Regions from separate parts of the Homo sapiens genome. Here region 2 is linked to region 1. Evidence: chromatin loops called from intact Hi-C (ENCODE). Cell type or tissue: K562. All regions are shown on one strand. Each heading gives the region's core, and the rest is flanking DNA. Links, peaks and the distances in the headings are about the cores only.

Evidence for each region. Hi-C counts contacts between places; a loop is a spot of excess contacts. Peaks named below come from ENCODE experiments on the same cell type or tissue, not always from the same donor. Only the 100,000 strongest peaks of a DNase experiment are listed, where the experiment ranks them.
Region 2: it touches region 1 in a loop (5-fold over the local background); 3 of 110 quality-filtered maps call a loop at or near these places.

What each region holds. Positions count from the first base shown.
Region 1 is chr1:178,764,369-178,773,066 of GRCh38, reverse strand. The region is part of intron 1 of RALGPS2 (Ral GEF with PH domain and SH3 binding motif 2); the gene reads right to left. Among named protein-coding and RNA genes, the nearest start is that of RALGPS2-AS1, 42 kb to the right of the region's middle. In K562, for the core only: a CTCF peak has its summit at 4,544 (motif pointing left); a DNase peak (open chromatin) is centred at 4,536.
Region 2 is chr1:179,065,941-179,074,638 of GRCh38, reverse strand. FAM20B (FAM20B glycosaminoglycan xylosylkinase) reads right to left here. Exons shown (of 8, transcript NM_014864.4): 7 at 7,780-7,839; 8 at 1-2,726. The coding sequence ends at 2,495. Among named protein-coding and RNA genes, the nearest start is that of TOR3A, 12 kb to the left of the region's middle. In K562, for the core only: a CTCF peak has its summit at 5,342 (motif pointing right); a DNase peak (open chromatin) is centred at 5,378.

The sequences.
Region 1 (8,698 bases), core at 314-8,313:
ACTTTGGAAAGCTGAGACAGGTGGATTACCTGAGGTCAGGAGTTCGAGACCAGCCGGCCAACATGGTGAAACCCCGTCTCCATTAAAAACACAAAAAATTACCTGGGTGTGGTGGCACGTGCCTGTAATCCCAGCTTCTTGGGAGGCTGAGGTAGGAGAATCGCTTGAACCTGGGAGGCAGAGGTTGCAGTGAGCCGAGATTGCACCACTGTACTCCACCTTGGGAGACAGCGAGACTCCGCCTCAAAAAAATGTTTAAAAATAACAAAGTTACTTCATTCACTTAAGTTAAAATTGTTTTGCCTTCAGTCAATAAAAAGAGATTCTACACCTAAGTCTTCCAAATATAATTTTGTCACATTTGAACTAAACTATGAAAGTATGGGCTGATTCATTTGTAAACTGTCCCACATCTATACAGAAAGGTTATATTTCCATATACCTGAACAGCTTGAAACTAAACAACTTGTAGAAGAGAGACTTTCAAATGATTAAATATTAAAGGGAGAAAAATCTATAAAATAATGCATTTAAAGGTTATGCTTTATCTCCTGTACAGAAAGTTCACTAAGATAATTTGCTAAGTAATCCTAATAGACAAGAGCTGAGATCTCCTAAGATACCTGACCCAAAATACGAATATAGGTTAACTAGAAATTCAGGTAATAGCAAAGAAGTTCCAAATAAAAAGATAAACTGTGCTCTCCAAATATTTTGTGTTTTTGTTTTTGGTGGGTATGAGGTATTTTGGCCAGATGCTCTACTCAGAAGACTACCCCATAAAAGTTCACTTAACTCATTATAGCCTATATTTGCAATAAGACAAACAAGAAAACCAACATCTGGATACAATATTAGCAGTTAAAGCATGAAAACAACCCAAGTGAATCAGAAATAGGTTTAAATATTTGACAAAAGTGTGCTACTGTGGACCTAGGAATGGTCAGAGAAAGGAACATAGCATATTAGTGTGGAACAGCAGAACAGAAAAACAACATGGCAGTGCTGATGGGATAAGACAGACATCAAGATTCCATGCTTGGAGGCTCCTGGGTTTAAGAGATTCCCTAACCCCTAGGGGACAGCCACTAAGGATCTCTTGTACCTGGAATGTGAGGCTAAACTGAACATCACAGAACAATCTATAGGCAAGTGACTGCTACACAATGGAAAACTATGCAGCCATTAAAATACTGTAATACTTAATGACACATGAAAAAAATATTTATAATATACTGCTAAATGAATGAAGCAATTTACCAAACAGTATTTAAGGTATAGTCCTTTTTGGTAATCATTATTATAACATAAAGAAGAGAGATGAACCAACATACACTAAAATGTGGTTATCGCTAGGTTTATGACAATTTTTCCCTAACTTTAGCTTACCTGTATATTTTTAAATTTCCTACAAAGACATTAATTAGAAAAAAGTAAAAAAACAAAAACAGTTTTTCCTCACAGACTGCTTACTAGTTACAAGAAAAAAAAATAAGTAACTATATTGTGTGAAGAACTGGACAATCCCTTAACTGAGTACATCAAAATTATTATCACCAATGGGGAAAAGAGAGACATCATGTGCCTCTGGATGTGATGATACTCCGGGAAGGACACAACATTACTGACAAGAAGTTGAGCTGGGAACCCATAACTGAAATCTAATCTCAAGGACATGGACAAGTCTAATCTGAGAAACATTCGATAAATATATTCTTCAAAAAATGCCAATGTTATGAGAAAGGCTGAAGAACTATTACAATTTAAAGGAAACTCAAGAGATATGGCAACTAAAGGTCCTGTACTGGATGGTAGTAAATGCTTTAAGAGATATTAATGGTAATTCACAAAATTGGAATATAGACTGTAGATTACCATATCAATTTCCTAAATGTGACAATTTCCTGTAGTTATTAATACATAAAGAAGGCTGGGTGCGGTGGCTCACGCCTGTAATCCCAGCACTTTGGGAGGCCGAGGCAGGTGGATCACCTGAGATCAGGAGTTCGAGACCAGCGTGGCCAACATGGTGAAACCCCGTCTCCACTAAAAATACAAAATTTAGCTGGGCGTGGTGGCCGGCGCCTGTAATCCCAGCGACTAGAGAGGCTGAGGCAGGAGAATAGCTTGATCCCGCGACGGGGAGGTTGCAGTGAACCGAGATAGTGCCACTGCACTCCAGCCTGGGCAACAAGAGCAAAACTCCGTCTCAAAAAAAAAAAAAAAAACAACAACAACATAAAAAAACTTTGTTTTTAAGAAACGCAGAAGTACTAAGAGGTAAAAGGGTGGCCAGGCGCGGTGCCTCACGCCTGTAATTCCAACACTTTGGGAGGCTGAAGTGGATGGATCACCTGAGATTAGGAGTTCGAGACCAGCCTGGCCAACATGGTGAAACCCTGTCTCTACTAAAAATACAAAAATTTGCCAGGCCTGGTGGTGGGTGCCTATTGTACCAGCTACTCGGGAGGCTAAGGATGCAGTAAGCCAAGATTGCACCACTGCACTCCAGCCTGGGCGAGAGTGCAAGACTGTCTCAGAAAAAAAAAAAAAAAAAAAGTATGAAGTATGCAAACTAATCTTAAATATTTCAGGAAAACAGTATGTATACGTGTGACAGAGAAAATAAAGTGAATGATAAAGATAATGTGGCATCTTTTTCCCCCCAACATGGTTGATTAGAGGCTTTTAGCATGCATCAGCCACTTGGAAATATCAAGATAGTGCATAAAGATCAACTGTGGGCTGGGCATGGTGGCTCAAGCCTGTAATTCCAGCACTTGGGGAGGCCGAGGTGGGTGGATTGCTTCACTTCTGCTTAGGAGTTCAAGACCAGCCTGGGTGACATGGTAAAATCCTATCTCTAAAAACAAAAACAAAAAATCAGCCAGGCATGGTGGTGTGCACCTGTAGTCCCAGCTACTTAGGACACTGAAGCAGGAGAATCACCTGAGCCTGGGAGGCTGAGGCTGCAGTGAGCCGTGATCATGCCACAGCACTCCAGCCTAGGCAAGAGAGTGAGACCTTGTCTCAAAAAAAAAAAAAAAAGAAGCAATCGACTCTGTAAGCTTTAATTCAGGAAGGAAAACAGAAACCCAGTGGAATCATAAACGACACCCAGAGCCTGGGAAGGAGAACACAGGCTGATAAAAGTGAGTGAGGCCCCAGTATGCAAGAAAGGCAGAGAGCCTCTCTCTGTGACACTTTTTCCCTGGGCATCTGAGCAACCCAGGCCAAGGAATAGAACATTGTTGCTCCTAATCCCTGAAGCTAACTGGGGTGTTGGAACTGTGCTTTCCCCCACTGCAGGCCTTGGATGCGTGGGGAGAGCTGCTACAGCTGCACTTTCTCCCGGACAATGAGACGTGCAGCCAGGGCCAGCTTCATGACCTGAAACCAGTCTATGTATATCACTGCTGGGTACCCCAGCAAGCTCTCCTAAGATCGTGGTGCAGCAGGGCCCTCTCCACTCCACCTCAGGCATAAATCCAGAAATTTGGAGCACCCACTTGCCTGGACCAGCAGCCTGGGCCACCCTACCCTTCATGGACATTGATCATAGTGCAGCAGGGCCCTCTCTGCTTCATACCCAGGCAGATCTCCAGGTATTCAGAGCATCCCTTTCCAAGGATCAGCAGGCTAAACCAACCTACACCCTTTCTATGCATAGATTATGGTGCAGTAGGGCCCTCTCTACTGCACGCTTAGGCAGATCTCCAAGCATTTGGAGCACCTGCTTGCATGGACTAGCAGCCTGAGTCACCCCATCCTTCTTGTGCATGGTGGGTCCTCTCCACTTCATACCCAGGCAGATCTCCAGGCATTCAAAGCACTCACTTGCCTGCTTCAGCAGCCTGACCTGCCCCACCCTTCCTGGGTATATATTGTGGTGCAGCAGGGCCTCTCTGCTCTATGGCCAGGAAGACCTCCAGGCATTCAAAGCACTCATTTGCTGGGATTGGTAGCCTGAACAGCCCCACCTTTCCTGTGCAGAGATCCAGGTGCAGGGGTCCCCATCTCTGCTTCATATCCAGGCAGATCTCCAGGCATTTGGAGCACCTGCTCATCTGGAACAGCAGCCTGAGCCACCCTACCATTCCTGTGCAGAGATCCTGGTGCATGGGTGGCTATCTCTGCTCCATGCCCAGGTCCCAGGCATATCTCCAAGCATCTGGAGCACCCACTCTCCTGGATTATGAGTTTAGGCCACTCCTATCTATGTGTAGAGAACTTGGGGTCAAGGAGGTTTCTCAGTTCCACACCTGGACACACTTCTGGGCGTCTGGTGGCCACCCACTGGATTCTCCTTTGGCCTTGGTTCTTGTGCCTGCCACTGGGGGACCCGTAGGTGGACCTGCTTGGTCCAGCCCTGCCCACCTTCCACCCCTCCCAGCACCTCCCCAGGACTGAGGAGGGAGCACAGACCACTGTTTACTCCACAAATCAGCCCACTGCCTGAGGCAACAGAGAGCATCTCCCAGTAAACAAGGATCAAGTGTACACCCAGCCACTTTGGCCACAGCTAGCTCTTACCCGTAAGCGCCATCTACTGGCTGATAGGTAGAACTGCATATCCCAATTAAAAACCTGCCAACAGAAGTGCTTATGGTTACAGAAGCAAAGTCAAAAGACCCTACCCAGCATTCTCTATAGTCACACCCCCTAGGGAGTGGGGAAAGGGAAGGAGGAAAAAATAATATCACAGAAAAAGAAGGAAAAAATTCTACCTGCACAAAAATAATTACAAAAATTGAAGTGCCAATGTCTCCAGATGAGAAGGAACCAACACAAGGATTCTGCACCATGAAAAATCTGAATACAGTGACACCACCAAAGGATCACACAAGCTCTCCAGCAATGGTCCCTAACCAAAATGGAAACTCAGAAATGACAGAAAAAGAATTCAAAGCACCGACAAAAAGGAAGCTCAACAAGATCCAAGACAAGGTCGAATATCAACACAAAGAAACTTCTAAGGCAATCTAGGAAACAAAGGAAGAGATAAACATCTTAAAAAGAAATCAGGCCAGATACAGTAGCTCACATCTATAATCCCAGCACTTTAGGAGACTGAGGTGGGGGAATCGCTATGAGCCCAGGAGTTCGAGACAGCTTCTGGCCTATAGTTGTGCTCTGTGGGAACTCAGCTGGATGGCATGGCCTCCCGTTATCCTAGAAAGCACCTAGATGGCAGGGCGGGCATCCCCACCCACCTCTGCTACTGGTAGCCAGGCAAGCTGCACCTGCTACAGCTTCTAGTCCAGTGATCCTACTTCAGCCTGAATCTGTTGAGAAGCACAGCCTCCCGTCTTCCTGGAAACACTCAGATGACAGGGTGGTCAACTCCACCCACTCCTGGCCTGGCCTCTTGTAGCCAGACAGGCCATATCTGCAACAGCTTCCAGCCCAGCAGTCCCGCTTCTGCCTGAATTCCGTAGGCAGGCACAACCCTGTGATTCCTGGGGAGCACATGAACAGCAGAATAGGGCTTACCTGGCAAGGATACGGCCTTTGCATGAGGGAGCCCCATGGATCAGAACATCCAATAAAAGAAATGCAGGCATAGAGACAGTAAACAGAGGGGGCTCCTTCACAACCCAAGAGCAGACTAGACTCAAAGCCAGTCGACTGAACCCACCTTATACCATAATCAAACCTCCAAGGGCATCCAAGAAGATAAAAGCCAAAAAAAAAAAAAAAAAAAAAAAGCCAAAGGACAGCAACTTCAGAGACTGAAGAAATATCAGCCCACATGGATGAGAAAGAACCAGTACAAAAAACTCAAAAGGCCAGACTGTCCTGTCTTAACTCCAACTACATTGGTTCCCCAGCAATTATTCATAACCTGGCTGAAATGACAGAAATAGAATTCAGAATATGTATAGGAATGAAGATAACTGACATTCAGGAAATAGTCAAAGCCCAATCAAAAAATTCTAAGAAATAGAATAAAACAATACAGGAGATAAAAGATGAAATGGTCATTTTAAGAAAGAACCAAACTAAGCTGAAGGAACTGAAAAACTCACTTCAAGAATTTCAGAAAACAATCACAAATCTTAACAGCAAAATCAACCAAGATGAGAAAAGAATTTCAGAGCTCAAAGACCTGCTCTCCAAAATAACTCAGACAAAAACAAAAAAACAATAAATATGTGATTATGTAAAGAGACCAACTCTACGACTCATTGGCATCCCTGAAAGGGAGAAAAAGCAGGCAACTTGGAAAACATTTCAAGATATTATCCATGAACATTTCCTCAACCTCACTAAAGAGGCCAACATTCAAATTCAGGAAATGCAGAGAACCCCTGAAAAATACTACACAAGAAGACCAACCCCAAGACACACAGTCATCCGATTCTCCAAGGTCAAAATGAAAGAAAAAATGTTAAAGGCAGCCAGAGAGAGCAGGTAGGTCATCTAAAAAGGGAACCCCATCAGGCTAATGGCTGTACTTTGAGCCAAAAACCTACAAGCCAGAAGAGATTGTGGGCCTATGTATTGGTTAGTTCTCACACTGCTATAAAGACACACTGACTAGGTGCGGTGGCTCACACCTGTAATCCCAGCACTTTGAGAGGCTGAGGTGGGCAGATCACTTGATGTAAGGAGTTCAAGACCAGCCTGGCCAACACAGCAAAACCCCATCTCTACTAAAAATGCAAAAAAAAAAAAAATTAGCCGGGTGTGGTAGCAGGCACCTGTAATCCCAGCTACTCGCGAGGCTGAGGTAGGAGAATCACTTGAGCCCAGGAGGTGGTTGTGCAATGAGCTGAGACTGCACTGTTGCAGGAAGTCAGGGACCCCAAATGGAAGAACCGGCTGAAGCCATGGCCGAAGAACATAAATTGTGAAGATTTCATGGACATTTATTAGTTCCCCAAATTAATACTTTTATCATTCTTACACCTGTCTTTACTGCAAACTCTGAACATAAACTGTGAAGATTTCATGGACACTTATCACTTCCCCAATCAATACTCTTGTGACTTCCTATGCCTGTCTTTACTTTAATCTCTTAATCCCGTCATCTTTGTAAGCTGAGGATGAATGTTGCCTCAGGACCCTGTGATGACTGCGTTAACTGCACAAATTGTTTAAACAATAAGAAATCTGGGCACCTTGAAAAAAGAACAGGATAACAGCGATGTTCAGGGAACAAGGGAGATAACCTTAAAGTCTGGCTGCCTGTGGGCCGGGCAGAACAGAGCCTATTTCTCTTCTTTCAAAAGCAAATAGGAGAAGTATCGCTGAATTCTTTTTCTCAGCAAGCAACATCCCTGAGAAAGAGAATGCATTACCAAAGGGAGATCTCTGAAATGGCCGCTTTGGGAATGTCTGTCTTTTATGGTTGTAGATAAGGGACGAAATAAGCCCCTGTCTCCCATAGCGCTCTCAGGCTTATTAGGAAAAGGAAATTCCCGCCTAATAAATTTTGGTCAGACCGGTTATCTGCTCTCAAACCCTGTCTCCTGATAAAATGTTATCAATGACAATGCGTGCCCGAAACTTCATTAACAATTTTAATTTCGCTCCGTTCCTGTGATCTCACCCTGCCTCCATTTGCCTTGTGATATTTTATTACCTTGTGAAGCATGTGATCTCTGTGACCCACACCTTATTCGTACACTCCCTCCCCTTTTGAAAATCACTAATAAAAACTTGCTGGTTTTGCGGCTTTGGGGGCATCACGGAACCTGCCGACATGTGAAGTCTCCCCTGGACACCCAGCTTTAAAATTTCTCTCTTCTGTACTCTTTCCCTTTATTTCTCAGACTGGCCGACATTTAGGGAAAATAGAAAAGGACCCACGTGAAATATTGGGGGCTGAAATTCCCCCGATACTGCACCACTGAACTCCAGCCTGGGCGACAGAGCAAGACTCTGTATAAAAAAAAAAAAAAGACATACCTGAGACTGGGTAATTTATAAAGAAAAGTGGTTTAATCGGCTCTGGTTGTACAGGCTGCACAAGCTTCTGCTTCTGGGGAGGCCTCAGGACACTTACAATCATGGCAGAAGGCAAAGGGGAAGCAAGCATATCTTCACATGGCCAGCAGGAGAGAGAGAGCACAAAGTGGGGATCTGGTTGTTTTACACACTGTCCAACAACCAGATCTCATGAGAACTCTATCATGAGACAGCACTAGCAGGATGGTGCTAAACCATTAGAAACCACCCCCATGATCCAATCACCTCCCACTAGGCCCCACCCCCAACACTGGGGATTACAATTCAACATGAAATTTGGGTGGGGACACAGAGCCAAACCATATCAGCCTATATTCAGCATTCTTAAAGAAAAAACTTTCCAACCAAGAACTTCATATCTAGCCAAACTAAGCTTCATAAGCGAAGAAGAAATAATATCTGTTTCAGAAAAGCAAATGCTAAGGGATTTCATTACACCAGATCTGCCTTACAAAAAGTCCTGAAGGGAGTGCTAAACATGGAAAGGAAAAACAGTTACTGGCCACTATAAAAATACACTTAAGTACACAGGCTAGTAACCCTATAAAGGCACCACACAAGTCTGCATGATAACCAGCTAGCAACATGACAAAAGGAAATAATCCACACATCGCAATACTTACCTTGAATGTAAATGGACTAAATGCTCCAATTAAAAGGCACAGAGTGGCAAACTGGATATAGAAGCAAGACCCAATTGTATGCTGTCTTCAAGAGACCCATC
Region 2 (8,698 bases), core at 579-8,578, 300 kb before region 1:
AGATGGGAATAAAATGAAATGATATATTTTCTGCAAATGCTTTCAAGAAAGGATGAGACATTTTCTTTCCTGCCTGCTTTTTTCCTTAGCAGAATCTTCTGCCTTCAATGTTATGAAGTTCCCAGTTTCAGAAGACTTCTTATTCATTTCAGTGTGGCATACTAAAGGCGTCATGTATTTGAAAGACCACAAATCCATAACTTAGTTCAACTAACATTTACAGGGAGAGCAGAGATGACATCTCTTCCTATTGTCTCCTCCCAGCTGGCTCCTGGAAGCTTGTGGGTGAGCACTAACCAAGGTATTCTCATACTGAGCTGTGAATTTCCCTGGACACACAACACTGAGTAGCCTTAAAACTGAAATCAATGCCTCCTTTGGTTAACACGAATTCTGTGTTTTGTGCTAGTCTGTCTTCTTAAATTCAATACACGCTTTTTATAACTCAGCCCATTGTTCTGTTCATCTCAAAATGTATATAAAATGTACAAAAGTTTCCTAATTTCATGCCATTTAAAAATAGTTACAGGTTATTACTCAGTTATCTTTCAATGCAAGAAAACTGGGCATAAATTCTAAAGCTGTTTTTGAGAGTGGTTGCCTAAAACTAGTTTCCAATGGCTGGCATTAAATGTATTCAACCACACTGTTTATATATTCGCCTCTACTTGACAGAAATGCAAAGCTGGAACAGCACCTCAACAAGATGCAGGAGCAAAGCACACAGCTCTGAGTCCATAGATGAGTGGGCACATCAGGCCTGTCTTCCTTTGCCCCTGTGTTTTACTGCAACTACTTACATGTTGAGATCACTTTGCCAGAACACAAAACAAAAACTGTGTTTTACAAACCTGAAATTTGAGAGTGCTAAGAGGAGAAAGAAGCATAATACAACATCATGGGTTCAGAACTCCAAACAAGACTGAATGATAGAATTAGGATTTGACATAAATCAAAATCTTAAGGCTCTTCCTTTTAACCTCCTCAATTTCAAGGCTCAGAAGGCTTAAAATCTTGGCCGGCCACGGTGGCTCATGCCTGTAATCCCAGCACTTTGGAAGGCTGAGGCAGGTGGATCACCTGGGGTCAGGAGTCCAAGATCAACCTGGCCAACATGGTGAAACCCGAAACCCTGTCTCCACTAAAAATATAAAAATTAGCTGGGCACGATGGCGGGCGCCTGTAATCCCAGCTACTCTGGAGGCTGAGGCAAGAGAATCGCTTGAACCTGGGAGACGGAGGTTGCAGTAAGCCAAGATCGTGCCACTGCACTCCAGCCTGGGCAACAGAGTGAGACTTGGTCTCAAAAAAAAAAGAAAAAAGAAAAAAAGAAGAAGGCTTAAAATCTTTGTTTCCAATCTTCCATGGCCCCAAATCACAAGATAAGTCCAGCCACTTATCTGAGAGAGTAAGGTATACACTCTCACCTGTAGGAGTGTCCCTTTCTTATGAGAAAGGGACAAAAAGGTTGCCGATCTCTTGGGAACAGCAGCTTCAGTGACAAAAATGCCTTAAAGGCAGAGGTGGAAATTCATTTCAGAAGAGAAACGAGGATGACAGAGACCACAGGCAACCTGTTATTCAAGGTATTATTTCAGTTTGCTTTGTTAATTTGGGAAGGACTGCTTTTGGCAAAAGGGGAAAAAATTAGTCTCCACAGAGAATCATGCTTAGATTGTAATAGTATTTTCTCTAGAGACAACTTTTTGGTTAATTGGGACACAACTATGAGAATGCAGAATTTACTTAGGTGCAAAGTCATGTTTGCTTTTTATACACCTTAAGATCCTAAATACAAGGGAACCTGTTTTTCAGTAGTTCAGTCATCTCCCTGATTCTGGTTCTACCATTGGGTCTCTCTCTCTTCTTCCCTCCTCTAAGATCATCAAAACAATACTACCCAATGGCTTAAAAGCCCAAACATTTTTCTGTTTTTGTCCTTCCCTCCAATTCTATCTTAAACATGTATCTCCTCTAACAGAGTGTGCTATTTTGGCTTGATGGAATGCAAGGTTTTATTTGCTGCCACTCTGTAGGACAGTAAGCATTCCAATGTAACTAGTTCTGGTAAAAAAAAAAAAGACAAAGAGATTGCAAAGTGTTTCCACAAAATCCACGGGCGTAGAGAAAGGACTGCAAGGTTCAACTCAAAACACATGCTCCAGAGCCAATCCCAGTATTCATCTATCCAAATGTCACACCTGTTTGTCCTTTGGCATGGGAATTAAGACTGACCAACTATGATGCCCAACCCTAGAATGAGCAATTGCCGAGGAGGTGAGAAGGCGATTCAGCAGGAATGTCTCCATGCTCTGAAACTTGTGGTCTTTGCTTTAGTTTCTACTACAGAAAATACCAAAGACATCCAAGGCCACTCTGTCCCGTCACCAGAACTTGCTGCTGGCCACTTCCAATCCATCTCATACCATTTGGAATTGATTGTGCTGTTTCTCTATCTTTGTAAAAAGAAGTTTCACTTATTTTGTGTCGAGAATTACAAGTGTGAGAGAGGCATCCTGTCTTCCACCAGTACTGTGTCCATCCCAAACTGGTCGGTGCACTGCTTCACGGTGGCCAGGACACTCAGGAGCCGCTGGTCCACGGCGTCCAGATGAGGATCAGAGAGCACTGGGGAGATGGGGTCATGGGCCATGGCAGATTTTAAGGCAGACTTTAGCACACCATTCTTTAGGTAGTTCAGTCTGTTCCAGGTGGACACCCGAATGCTGGGAGAAAAAGTTATAGAACAAGGTACATAAAACTTCTCATTATCAAACGGAGTTGAAAGCCTGCTAGGCAGACAAAAGTGAAAAAATAATTAGGTAAAATCCTTTAACTAAATAATTTTTGCTTTAGAATTACCCCTACATAATGAGTAAGCCACATTACTATGTTTTGATATTGTTTCTGTGTAACTAATCAGAGATATATACAGAGATTTACACACATGTTCACTGCAGTGCTGTTTATAACAGGAAAAATGTTGAACAATCTGAATGTCTAACGACTGGGAAATAGTTAAATTATGGTTCATCCATTGAAAGGAATACCATGCAGCTGTTAAAAACAATTTTGAAAATTTAGTGGAATGGGAAAATGCCTATGATATGATGCTGGGTGGGGGGAAGAGGTTGGAGGAAAAACCTGTTTCACTTCAAATCTGTAGGAAAACAAAATACACATACATGGATTGGAATGAAGTACACTACAGTGTTAACAAGAGGATCCTTAGACGTTAATCCTTAGACGTTAATGGGTACTATAAACTTCCTTCTTCCTCATGTGTTTCTGAAGTCTAAAATAATTTCTACTGGGAAAAAATTATTATTATTATTTTTTTTTTGAGACAGAGTCTTGCTCTGTCGCCCAGGCTGGAGTGCAGTGGTGTGATCTCGGCTCACTGCAAGCTCTGCCTCCCGGGTTCACGCCATTCTCCTGCCTCAGCCTCCTGAGTAGCTGGGACTACAGGCACCCGCCACCACGCCCGGCTAATTTTTTTGTATTTTTTAGTAGAGACGGGTTTTCACCGTGTTAGCCAGGATGGTCTTGATCTCCTGACCTCGTGATCCGCCCGCCTCGGCCTCCCAAAGTGCTGGGATTACAGGCGTGAGCCACTGCGCCTGGCGGAAAAAATTATTTTAAGGATACCTATCTGCCTTATTTCACCAACTGCTACCATTTGAATGTCTGTCCCCTACAAAATACATGTTGAAATTGCCATTGTAACAGTATCAAGGTAGAGTCTTTTAAGAGGTCGTTAGGCCATGAGTGCTCTGCCCTCATGGGTGGAACTAATGCTGTTATTAAAAGGCAAGTTCAAGGCCAGGAGCGGTGGCTCACATCTGTAATCCCAACACTTTGGGAGGCCGAGGTGGGCCCTCAGGTTGGGAGTTCAAGACCAGGCTGGCCAACATGGTAAAACCCCGTCTCTACTAAAAATACAAAAATTAGCTGGGCGTGGTGGCAGGTGCCTGTAATCCCAGCTACTTGGGAGGCTGAGGCACAAGAATCACTTGAACCCGGGAGGTGGAGGTTGCAGTGAGCCAAGATTGTGCCACTGCACTCCAGCCTGGGCAAAAGAGCAAGACTCCATCTCAAAAAAAAAAAAAAAAAAAAAAAAAAAGGCGAGTTCAGCCCCTTGTTGCCCTCTCTCTTTGCCCTTTTGCCTTCTGCCATGTGACATGATGACACAGCAATAAGTCCCTTGTCAGATGCTGGCACCTTGATATTTAACGTTCTAGCCTCCAGAACTGTGAACCAATAAATTTCTGTTCATTATAAATTACACAGTCTGGCCAGGTATGGTGGCTCATGCCTGTAATCCCAGCACTCTGGGAGGCCCAAGGGGTCAGATCACTTGAGGTCAGGAGTTCGAGACCAGCCTAGGCAACATGGTGAAACCCCATCTCTCCTAAAAATACAAAAATTACCCGGGCATGGTGGTACATGCCTGTAATCCCAGCTACTTGGGAGGCTGAGACATGAGAATCACTTGAACCTGGGAGGCGGAGGTTGCAGTGAGCCAAGATCGCGCCACTGCACTCCAGCCTGGGCAACAGAGCGAGACTCCATCTCAAAATAAGATAAAATAAAATAAAATAAATTACCCAGTCTGTGGTATCCTGTTACAGCAGCACAAAACGAACTAAGACACCAACTATAGCATATCTTTTATTTAAAATCTGAGAAGAAAAGTTCTTAGCTCTCTGTGGGTAAAGGAGGAATTACTGGGTATGCAGAAATGTCTGATTCTGTAAAAGGCAGCCTGTTGTGCAGCAATTTAAAAGGTAAGAAAGACTGCTGCATAAAGCATGCATGGAAGGGACAAACAGGCACAGACGGAGTACAGTTATTTTTATTCTTAAATATATTACAAATGCCCAGAGCATCAGAGCTTCCTCTGTGAGACTAAGTTATTATGTTACTTCCTCTCAGCTCCAAATTCACTCTTCAAAATATGCTCTGCTGGCCAGGCACGGTGGCTCATGCCTGTAATCCCAGCACTTTGGGAGGCCAAGGCGGACGGATCACCTGAGGTCAGGAGTTCGAGACCAGCCCCACCAACATGTTGAAACCCTATCTCTACTAAAAATACAAAAAATTAGCTGGGCGTGGTGGCAGGTGCCTGTAATCCCAGCTACTCAGAAGGCTGAGGCAGGAGAATCGCCTGAACCCGGGAGACAGCGGTTGCAGTGAGCCGAGATCGTGCCACTACACTCCAGCCTGGGCGACAGAGCGAGACTCCATCTCAAAAAACAAAACAAAACAAAAACAAAAACAAAATGTGCTCTGCTACGACGGATGGGATTCCTTTAAGCATCTTTCCCCTAAAGCATTCTCACTAGAGGGCGCAAAGGGGACACTGCAGGGTGAAGGGGCTCTCCAAATGCTTCTGTGGGTCAATGGTGGTGTTGGGGAGGCAGAGAGGTCATCCACTGAAGACCTGTCTAGCCACACTCCCAGAAGGTGTGGGTCCTTGGTGACCTGAAGCCTTAGCCTGGCCTGGGGATAACTCTCCCGAGGCCCTCTCAACATGGAAACCAGAGCTTTGAAGGCCATCTGCTCACCCTGGCCCCAATTCCCTCTGAAGGCCCACGTGTGTGCCTCACTTGCAGCACAGAAGGTTTCTACTGGATTCTCTCTCTCCTTCTGCATGTCATGACACCAGCTGTGGCTTGAATGTACACCCCACCTGCACTCTGGAGAGTTGCTTCTGGCTTGCTCAGCACCTGCAAACTAGCAAACTTCTCTGCTATCTGGTGGGCTGAGCTAAACCTTCTCCACTGAAGTCCAAACTCCAGTCATTGGGAGGGGATCCCCTTCCAAGTTTGTCCTTCCTTGGGTACTCTCCCTCAGCCCTTTTATAGTCACTCCTGTTATTGGAATTTAATAATTCTTTATATTGGGTCGGGCGCAGTGGCTCACGCCTGTAATGCCAGTAGTTTGGGAGGCCGAGGCAGGCAGATCACAAGGTCAGGAGTTCTAGACCAGCCTGGCCAATATGGTGAAACCCCGTCTCTACTAAAAATACAAAAATTAACCAGATGCAGTGAGGGGCGCCTGTAATCCCAACTACTTGGGAGGCTGACGCAGGAGAATCACTTGAACATGGGAGGTGGAGGCTGCAGTGAGCCGAGATCGCGCCACTGTACTCTAGCCTGGGTGACAGAGCAAGACTCCATCTCCAAAAAAAAAAAATTCTTTATATTAAACACCTCTGTTTATCACACTATGTCTTTGCTATCTCCTGATTGAACCAGACTGATAAAACTACTACCACAAAAACATCTTCAAAGACAAACACACAATTCTTGATTGTATATATCACTGCTTCCTATCATTAATAAAGACAATGAAGGACAGCCTGGGTAAACTGTTACTTTCTACAGAATTTTGTTGTCATTTAAAAAAAGAAAGAAGATTAAGAGACCAGTTGCTATGGCAGTCTTATGTGATATGATGTTGCTGGGAGCTGACCAGTATTAAATGGTGCTCTTGAACTTGTTTTTCTGTGTAGCCAAGCAAGGTGGATCCCAGCTAATTCTTGATGTGCGTGCTCTAAAATTACACCAGGATGGTCGGGCGCGGTGGCTCACGCCTGTAATCCTAGCACTTTGGGAGGCTGAGGCAGGCGGATCACTTGAAGTCAATAGTTTGACACCAGCCTGGCCAACATAGTGAAACCCGTCTCTACTGCAAATACAAAAATTAGCTGGGTTTGGTGGCAGGTGCCTGTAGTCCCAGCTACTCGGGAGGCTGAGGCACAAGAATTGCTTAAACCCGAAAGGCAGAGATTTCGGTGAGCTGAGATCGCACCACCACACTCCTACCTGGGTGACAGATGCAGACCCTGTCTCAAAAAAATAATAAAATAAAAAATAAAATAGTAAAATAAAATTATTTCAGGAATGATGAAAAGAAGCTTCTTAGAGCTTAGACTTTATCTCATTTTCTTGACTCATTTTTCAATTTCTCTGTTCTCTAATACAGAGTTTTTTTAAAAAAACCAATTATTATTTATTATTTATTTTTTTTGAGACAGAGTCTCACTCTGTCACCCAGAATGGAGTGCAATGGCACAATCTCGGCTCACTGCAACCTCTGCCTTCCAGGTTCAAGCAATTCTCCTGTCTCAACCTCCTAAGTAGCTGGAATACTGGTGCCTGCCACCATGCCCGGCTCATTTTTGTATTATTAATAGAGACGGGGTTTCGCCATGTTGGCCAGGCTGGTCTCGAACTCCTGACCTCAGGTGATCCACCCACCTTGGCCTCCCAAATTGCTGGGATTACAGGAGTGAGCCACTGTGCCTGGCCAAAATAAATTATTATTTATGGAAAAAGTTACTTTTGGTTTAGACAATTTCAAACTGAAATATGTAAACCCCAGGTGGTATGTGATGGGTGAGTGAGAGGAGTTAAAACCACAAGGTAACCAGGTGTAGTAACCAGGCATACAGATTTTACTCCTTTTTTTTTTTTTGGCAGTGGGGTGGGGAGTGTGGGTGATTATATTCTGCTATTAAACCAAACATGTATTACTGTATACATACAATCTTCTATTCATACAAAATTTGAGATGAATTCTGAGCTTTGGGTTATCTGCCTTCACCTTTCCCTGATATCCCATTTCAGGATGTCCAGAGGTTCTAGGTTGGAAAAGTATGAAAAGCACTGCTCAGGTATCAGAAAGTTTGAGGGCCAAGAAAATGGATGTACTGTTACCTGAGCCTGGAAAAGAAGGCAATGCAGGCACATGTATTTGCTGTGCATAACTTACATGCAACACTGATAGAGAGGGGCAAGAATGCTTCTTTCATCCAGCGAGGGGTTCCCAAAGCTGAAAATTAAATTAAAACTTAGTGAATTAGGTGGAAGTACTGTTCTCTTCTTAGCATCAAAGCAATAGCAAATTCTATATGAAACTCAAATGTGATCCTAGATAATTTCACGCTCCAGCAGCTCAAATCACTTAAATTGAAAACAAGCGGGGCATGACCAATTAGACACAGGATCCCTAACAGCCTGTACTAAAATATCTGACAACAAATATACTCATTTACAAGGGACATTTTCCTGCCAAGATATCACAAGGTGCTGGAGCATAACTATGGTAAACACAGTGCGGAGTTCACAGACCAAAGGGAGAACTTGAAGACCCCTAAGCCTGCAAAGGTTTTAAGGACCAGAGAGAAATAAAAGCCATTTATATTAGATTCCCACAAACAAGCAGATGACCATTACTTGTAAAAAGAAGTCACACTTATTCTACTCCCAAATTAGCAATATCCTATTCCCTACAAGTAAGTATAAGTACAGATTCAAATTGGAAAAACTGTTCACACAGGCTGAGGAAACTGATTCACAGCAGATGCAAAAATTACCTTAGCAGCAATTCAGAGTTAGAAAAGGAGAACTGATTCTGGAAAACTGTCAACCTTTCAATCTTTCCAGAGGCTCACCTTAATAGCTAGAGTCTGGTAGCCCTTAGTACAGTGTAGGTCCTCCAGTAATTCAAGGCAAAGGCAACTGCTATGGTCTGAATGTTTGTGTCCCCCTCAAATTCGTAATCCCTGGTACAACAGTCCAACAGTATTAAGAAGTAGGGCCTTTGGGAGATGATTAAGTTACGAGGGAAGAGCCCACATGAACGGGATTAGTGCCCTTATAAATGAGGCCAGAGGGAGCGTGTTTACCTC